2 separate regions of the Mus musculus genome follow, and region 1 is linked to region 2. A link is a contact called in ENCODE POLR2A ChIA-PET data. All regions are on one chromosome and are shown on one strand. Each heading gives the region's core, a stretch centred on a gene start or an enhancer-like site at or near the end of the contact. The rest is flanking DNA. Distances are from core to core; before and after follow the strand shown. Region 1 has its middle 3.1 kb from the start of Ezh1. Region 2 holds the start of Stat3 (signal transducer and activator of transcription 3).

What was found. ChIA-PET counts read pairs that join two places held with the same protein, here RNA polymerase II (POLR2A).
Region 1: POLR2A ChIA-PET joins it to region 2 with 17 read pairs in Patski. The contact joins the enhancer-like site here to the promoter of Stat3 in region 2. POLR2A ChIA-PET finds 5 or more read pairs at or near these places in 2 of 5 experiments (Patski and embryonic stem cell).

What each region holds. Positions count from the first base shown.
Region 1 is chr11:101,227,395-101,231,718 of GRCm38, reverse strand. No RefSeq gene overlaps it. Among named protein-coding and RNA genes, the nearest start is that of Ezh1, 3.1 kb to the right of the region's middle. Within about 2 kb of position 1,310, at least 3 of the 3 ENCODE cell types and tissues checked have a DNase peak (open chromatin) inside an H3K27ac peak, as active enhancers do.
Region 2 is chr11:100,937,011-100,941,100 of GRCm38, reverse strand. It overlaps Stat3 (signal transducer and activator of transcription 3), which reads left to right and starts at 1,561. Exons shown (of 24, transcript NM_213659.3): 1 at 1,561-1,845. Gm46295 (a long non-coding RNA gene) reads right to left here and starts at 2,763. Exons shown (of 2, transcript XR_001780333.2): 1 at 2,615-2,763; 2 at 859-2,028.

The DNA of each region.
Region 1 (4,324 bases), core at 61-2,560, 290 kb before region 2:
GGGTGGGGGGTGGGGTATGCCAAAGGTGTGTCCCGAGAGATCAAGGTCCTGCAGTAACTGAGCTGAACTTGGAGAGGGAGATGGGTATAGCATCAGCCTAGCAGTGGGGTTGGAGCTTTTAGAGTACCACAGTGCCCGTCCTTCCTCACCCACCCACACAACCTCCCCATCAAGCAATCTCCTGAAGAGGCAAGCTCCTCCTGCTGGAATTATTTATTTCGTAATTAACAAAGGCTGAGGAAGTCCTGTTTAATGTTTTGGCTTGGAGGCTCAGCGTTGAAGTTTCTAACTGCCCCGGACAAGGGTTTATTGTGGGCTTGCTCTTGCTTGCTGAATCAAATGCATTCTTACTATCCCTAAGCCACTAGGGGCCAGAGGCTAAGTACCGAAGGCAGAAAGTGAGTTTTCCGAGCTCAGAGGACAAAGTGTCCAGCAACAGAGAGGCTTCCAGAATCAAGCCACGGTTCCAGGCTCCATCATGTCCAGACCTCCACTGGCTTTGGAATTGTATTGGCCCCTAAGCATTCAGGGAGGGGTCTGACTCTTCCACTGGTCACACCACGTCCTGGGCAGCAGCCCCAGTTTCTGGTGACCTTCCTGCTGGGCGTTTAGGTTGCGCCTTGCTTTGTTTTCCTGTTTGGTTGCTCGCTGCAGGCAGCCTTTCTCTGCTTCTGGGTGGGAACTGGGGGAGGGAGGACGCCTCACTCCCATCTCCACAGCTGTGTTTACACTTCACTGTTGGGGAAATCTGGGGCCCAATCTTTCCACAGTCCCTCTGTGTCCCCCTCCAACACTTGCTATTTGATATCCCTGGGGGCTTCACAAGGGAGGGTCAGGACATAGGGGTGGTGTTGCTATCTGAAGGGATCTCAGATCGGAAGGGAGGAAAGGAGAATATGGAAAGCCCTGTTGACCTTCTGAGAAGCCTCATCTCTTTCCCTTTTTACCAGGGATCCAGGACTAACGGGATGAAAGTTCACTTAGAATTTGCCCATCCCAGGAGGAGTAGAGCACGTGATCTTCCATTTCTAATCACTGGGTTGAACAAAATCTTGCTTTGTGAAGGGAATGAAGGCGTACAGAGTGGGGAGCTCTTCTGGGCCTCATTGGGGCCGGTAGTCAGAGACAGAACATGTTAAAACCAATATGATTATATTGAAATACAAGTCAATTAAAGAGGATTTAAGAAAATAGTCAAGTAAATAACACTTTCCTCCAGGGAGCAAGTTGAGCTGGTATTAATCAGTCTACTTGTGTTGCCAGACTCTCAGCCAAGCCAGGCAGAATGGCTGCCAAGGCAAATGAGGCATTGGGTTTCAGAAATTAAACACATAATTTTATTTTTCCGCAATAGGGGAACTTTCAGAAAAAAAAAAAAAAAGAACCAGTCCTATTAGAGTGCTCGGCACACTGTGTCCAGTTTCTCCTGGCCCCAGAGGCCTCCAATTTAAGAGCAAGATGCAGAGTGAGAAGCCAGAAGCAGGCACAGCTATTCCTTTCTCTCTGCAGCTTCCTGGGAGTGGGACAGAGAGGAGAGGGTGGCTGGGGGTGGGGCCAAGAGAGGAGGCTGAGATGCTGGCTTTTCAAAGGTCCAGCTGCTGACCACTGGTCAGCAGATGTCATTGTAACCAGCCCACACCCAACAAAGACCTAAAGGGTTGCAAAAGAAAAAAAAAAGAGAGAGAGAGATTTAGAAGAGCTGGCCAAACAAAGGCTGGCTGATGGTATCTGGAAGAACATTGTCAGCTGAGAAAGTGCCTGATCTGGGGGGTTGGGGTGCGGGAGGATACCTAGCCCAGCCCAAGAAGAAGGAACACACTGGCAAGCAACATTTCGCCCCATAAACCTTCTTCTGGAGGATAATGACAAGGATAGACCTTCACTGACGAGGCTTACTTAACCTTGTGGTTAGTGCCATGCCAATTATTGTGAGGAACAGAGGGGTAAGATTGGGGGTGAAAGAGGAAGACTGCTAGGATGAATGACGAGGTGGGACTCTGGTGAGCTCCCCAACTCTCATCCTCCATAGCCCCAGGAATCGTTTCAACCCCCTTTCTTGCCACTTCAGAAACATCCCTGTAGCCGTGCTGCCTCTGCTAGCTCAAATGTCTTTCTTTTTGCATCTCCCGCTGTTACTTGGCACACCTCCCAAGGCCGGGTCCCCTCCCTTGGCTTCAGTTATCAGCCTGTTGGTGGTTCCCAAATCTCTCACTATGTCTCTCGGATATTCAGATCTTCTCAACCTCTCTGTAGATAACACACATTATTTTGAGAAAGTCAGGTATTGCCACAAGAGGATAGAAGGCAAAGAAGCTAGGGCCCCTAGCTCAGCATTCTCCCTGTTAAAAGCTTGGTGTGTGATTTCTTTGACCTCAGTCTCATGTTTTTGTCGCAGTTGTATCCGGTCAAGCACCTGACCTTCTCCAGGCAAGGTGAGGCTGGCCCTTTAGCCCACCCCAGTGAATCAATAGAAGCTTATTCCTCTTTGTTGGGGAAAATGTCTGATCTCTTTGGTCAGTGCTGAGACCTTTCTGCTCCTGAACTGAAATCCAGGAAACCTCTGCCTGTGTTCTTGCACCTTTGGCTCAATCTTATTTCTATCACTTCAGAGATTCTGTCTCTGGCAACACTTCACTAATTATAAATGCAATGCAGTGGGTCTCAAACTTGGCTACATTCTATAATTACTTCAAATGTTTTTACAACGCCGAAAGCCCAGGCTGTCCCTTAGATTGATTAAACATTATAAGGGAATGCCGAGCAATGGTGGCACATACCTTTAATCTCAGTACTTGGAAGGCAAGAGGAAGGCAGATCTCTGAATTTGAGGCTAGTCTGGTCTACAGAGTGAGCTCCAGGACAGCCAAGGTTACAGAGAAGAAAAAAGACCCAAAACAGCATAAAGGAATACTTAAGTTAATTGGTTATTGGACAAATAGATACAAGAGGAAAACAATAAAATGGCTTTTTTGCTTTTAAACTTATTATTATTATTATTATTATTATTATTATTATTTTTTTTTTTTGGTTTTTTGAGACAGGGTTTCTCTGTGTAGCCCTGGCTGTCCTGGAACTCACTTTGTAGACCAGGCTGGCCTCGAACTCAGAAATACACCTGCCTCTGCCTCCCAAATGTTGGGATTAAAGGAATGTGCCACCACGTCCGGCTTAAATTTATTATTATCATTATTATTACTACTACTAGCAGCAGCAGCAGCAGTGGGTGTGCGTGGGTGGGTGGGAGTGCCATGGCCACTTTTGAGGTCCCAGGATTAACTTTGTAGAGTTGCTTTTCTCCTTTCACTTTTGTGTAGATTGTGGGGATTAAGCCTAGGTCACCAGGTCACCAGGCTTGCACAGAAAGCACCTTTACTTTGAGCCAGCTCATTGGCCTAGAAACCCAAAGGTTGGTTTTCCTCTCTCTCTTTTTCTTTTCTTTCTTCTGTCCTTCCCTCCCTCCCTTCCTCCCATCCCTCCTTCCTTTCTGTATTCATTTATTGAGACAGAGTTTCATTATGTAGCTCTGGCTGTCCTGGAACTAACTGTAGACCAGGCTGGCCTCGAACTCATAAAAATCTACCTACCTATTGATAGGTTATTTCTCTGCTGCCGGTGAAATGAGCCAATTCAAGCCAGATTATATTAATTAAAGGCAGTTTTGTTAGGAAGCTGCTCTCTGCCCTCAAGGATTGTGGCTAGGGGAGTTGCCATGGGGAAGTGGGGCTAGGGAGGAAGAGGGAAAGAGAGAAAGGAAAAGAGAAAGGGAGGGAGGAGAGAGAGAGAGAGAGAGAGAGAGAGAGAGAGAGAGAGAGAGATTGAGCGCGCGAGCAGAGCCGGATAGCGCCAGCATGAGAAATGTCTGGATTATACAGGGAAGAACCTCTCTGGAGAAACAGCAGCCCAGCCCCTGGGCTGGAAAGTTCAGGGTTGGGGGCAGGGTATGCCAGGTAGGAACTGAAGGGTTGCTGGGAGAACTTGGAGGCCAGGTCCACTTTGATATGTAAAATATGCACCTCAGTCCCTTTTCTGCAGACACCTGCCTCTGCCTCTGCCTCCAAAGTGCTGGGATTAAAGATGTGTGCCACCACTATACCTACCTCCAAAGTTTTTGATAAAAGGAAAAGAATAGTGGAGGCTGGAGAGATGGTACAGTGGATAAGAACAAAGGCGACTTTAAAAAGGACCAAGATTTGATCTTCAGCACCTACATGGTACCTCACTACGGTTAGCAACTCCAGTCCCAGGGGATCTGATGGCCTCTTTTGGCCTCCAAGTATGCCCACAAACACATGGTACAGATACATACACCCAGGCACACACACAC
Region 2 (4,090 bases), core at 312-2,811:
TGTATATTAGCTGTGTTTTAAAATATACCATTGGGGGATTATCTTTGTGGAGAGGTAACAGCCCCTTGTAGATTTTAGATTTTTATCTTTATCTCTCTTTGTGCTAATCACCAGCAATACAAACACCAATAGGTGTACTTGTAAGTCCCTACCATCACATATACATACAAATCACTGCAGTACGCAGAGTTCATTCTCTATGACAGAAAGCCAAGCATATACACGTACCATGAACTGCTGATTCCAACTCAGTAAAATCTGTACTCCCAACATACAAGACGTGAAATAGGTCAGATAATTTCAAGAGCGTCAAGACCCCCCCCAAAAGACTAAATGGATGTTACTCCTAACTCCTGCCACTCTAGTTAAGCAGTAGTGGGAAAGTGTGGAAGAACTGGTTTGTCTCAATTGGACATTTAAGTTTAATGGTGAAAGACTAGTTAATGTTAACAATGAATCCTAAAATCATCAGAATATTTTATGGGCTTTCTCTCTGTGTGTGTTAGCTTCAGTTCTTAAAATTAAGTGCCTAATTAAAAGTGATTTAATTTTGTCTGCACGTTTTTCTGCACAAGGTGTGTGTCTTTGCTGCGGGCAGAGGCCTGAGGAGGGCTTCAGATCCCCCCCCCCCCCCCAGACCCCAGAGTGGAGTTACAAATGGCTAAGAGCCATCTTGTGGGATGCTGGAACTTGAACTTGAATTTTTACCAGGATCAGCCTGGCAGTCCCCTTAACTTAGGCATCCCTCTAGCTCCTAAAATAAGTACCTTTTAATGGAAACAAGTTGGTCAAAACTATCTTTCAGAATTTCAAGACCCAGTATAACAGTTTAAAAAAAAAAGAACTCAGACACACGTGGAAATGGCAAGTACTGTGTATTCGTGTCAGCTGTCATGCATAGGCTCTCTGCATTTCTGTGAGCTGACCAATCAGCCTTGCTGTTGAGATTCAGGTTTGAAATGGTGGAACAGAGAACCGGGTTATAGCCACTATTCTCCCCCACGCAATCTAGTAATTACTCTATTTCCACGTCATATTTCCGGGTGTATGCCCATAATCACGCAGAACTGAAGTTCAGAGCAGCCAGGAGTTGCCCATGTTCTTTTTTGATGTCTCCACAAACCCAAATGCTTAAGTGGGGTGACACCTGGGGACCGCCTAAGTGGCTGATTCCCACGTGGTAAGGAGCTCACAAACTCGCCCCCACGTGGTGCCAAGGGCCGGGAAAAGGGAGAGCGGGCAGAAGCGAGCCGTATCAGGGCATTTAAAGTGTCTTGACGTCACGCACTGCCAGGAACTCAGCTGAGTTTTCAGCAGGACATTCCGCTAATGTCTCCTCCCTCCCCCCGGGCTTTTTTGTAAGCTAGGCCTCTGCGCGTCCCTTGGTCGCGGAGGGAGGAGCACAAAGCTCTCAGAACAGCCAACTCAGGGAGGTGTGCCCAGAGCTCTCGACCCCGCCTTCTCTCCTAGAGGCGTTTTTCATTGGTTAGTGGGCGGGGCTTAGGAAGTACAGCGCTCGCCCGGAGGCCTCAGGGTGGCCTAGCCAGCTGGCCATTCCTTAATTATGCATGGAGGCGTGTCTTGGCCAGTGGCGGCTGGGTGGGGATTGGCTGGAGGGGCTGTAATTCAGCGGTTTCCGGAGCTGCAGTGTAGACAGGGAGGGGGAACCTGGGGTTCCGACGTCGCGGCGGAGGGAACGAGCCCTAACCGGATCGCTGAGGTACAACCCCGCTCGGTGTCGCCTGACCGCGTCGGCTAGGAGAGGCCAGGCGGCCCTCGGGAGCCCAGCAGCTCGCGCCTGGAGTCAGCGCAGGCCGGCCAGTCGGGCCTCAGCCCCGGAGACAGGTGAAGGGGGTGCAGGGTGGGGCCACCTCCCCGACGGCACGGGGGACGGCATGGGGGACCCCACGGTTCGTCAGCTGTGGGGGTGCTTAGAGCTGTGAATGGACACTTACATGGGGCAGGAGGATAGGAGGAGACACACAGGGTCGTCCCGGCGGCACTGACGTCCGGATGACAGGAACCAGCCTGGGAAAGGAAGGGACGCTGTAAGTTTCGAGGGGGAGATGCGGAGAGAGAGTGGGGAGTTCTGGGGGGTGTAGGACCGTGGGGGGGAGGACATTCTAGGCTGAGGGTAACAGAACTGACAGAAGCGGCCCTCCTGTGACTGCTCCCGGAGGCTAGGGACGTTCGGGCCACCAGAGCCACTGCCACTCAGGTGGAGATCATTGGGGTGGAGGCGTTAGAAGGAGCCTCCTTCCTGCCCCTGTGCTGGGCCTGGCCGTTCCTTGCCTAGCCACTTTCTTTGCCTTGCTCCCGTTCCTTCTGTAGTCAGCTGTACCCACTTAGGAGGTGGGAACTGTTGTGTCTCTCCTCCTGCCTCTCCGCCCCTCCCCCTCCCCCTCCCCCCCCCCCCCCAGCCTCTGGGACTGGCTAGATTTTTTTCTTAAGAATCAGATTTCCTATAGAAAATTGACAAACTTGTATCCTTTCTAAATTCTCTCCCATCTCTTTCTGTGTTAAGCTATGATTTCCCCCACCTTGTTAAGAACACTTTTTTTTTTCCCAATTCAAAATAAATCCCTGGCCAAACCAGCTCTAAAGAGCAACAAACCTCTTTCCTCTTTGACATTGTTCTCTCATAAACACCTGGTAAACTCGACGAGACGATAAATAATTGAGCCATTGCATTTACTGGATCGTGGTGTTGCTTAATTGCACAGGCCAGGGTGAGCCAATCAAGAGTGGGAGTTTTCTGTCTCATAGCCAAGCTCTTGTGTAAAAGCAGAAGCTAGGGAAACAAAGACAGGCTGGCCTTGGCTGAGTTCTGTGTGTAAACTTTACCTGTTGGGGGGTGTGTGGCTATAAATTGGTAAGTTGGCAAAATCCAGACTGTTGCTCAAGTCACTTTTTTCATACCTGGTCCACATCCCTCGGTTGTATCAATTGATGTGTGTATGGGTACTGTCAGTGCTTATTCAGTTTCCTTATTCAGAGTGTGTGTAGTTTATACCTGCTGTTTACTACAGTGCTTATTTGTGTATGCATTGTGAATGTTGGGCTGTCAGTGTAGGTGCAGCATGGACGTGAATATATTAAAGCAATAAATCACTTCTATCTTCTTTTTAATGTGGAATTAGACTGTTAGGATTTGAGCCAGCCATTTTTTCTCTTTTTATATTAAATAATGTCTATGTTCCTTGAGGAAACATGTTTGTTTCATTATTGCATGTGCCGGACCAGAACACTAAGCGGGATCTTTTAATTTTTTTTTAGTTTTAGACTTTATTTATCTTTGTTCTATGTGTATGAGTGTTTTGCCTGCATGCACGTCTGTGCCAGTGTGTGCCCAGTGCCCTAGGTGGCCAGAAGAGGACATCAGAGCTTCTGGAACTAGTGACAGATGGTTGTGATCCACCACCTGGGTCCTGGGAATCAAACCTAGGGCTTTTGGGGAGAACCACTGGGAAGAGAATCTGGAATAATAATAATGAAAATGTTGGAGTGTTTGTTCTTAGTGTTAGCACACTCCCCACAAAGAACCATTAGCAGATTCATGAATCTTTTATTTTCATCTGTAGTTCATCGGGACAAATAACCACTTAGAGATAATCCTCAGTTATGAGGCTCTCGATAGGGGCTGAGAGATAGCTAGGTGGCTCACTGAATGCTAACCTCATTTTGTAGATAAGGAAATTGAGGCCAATAGGCCTAGACACTTGCCTTAAGGCATCGTGAGTTACAATGGTTTAACGTCTGCCTTTTACATATTTCTTGGTCCATGCTTAAGTATTCAGTTTCAATTTAGAGTGAGTATGTTCCCTGTTGAGAAGTATCAGAGAAAATCTGAATAATGAAACATTGGCAGCTGAAAGCCAAAGTAACTGTTCTGTGTCTCACCCTCTCTCCTCCCTCTCCCCCCTCTCTCCTTTCCCCTCCCCCTTCCCCCTCTCTCCCTCTCCTGTTAGCATAATTTACTGTCAAACTTCAGCTATTTTTTTAATGGAGATGTTTAGGCAAATTTTAGCTAAAGGGCGGCTGTGACCTCAATGACATTTCAGCCGGAGAGCCTTGTGGTCAGTGGTCGTTT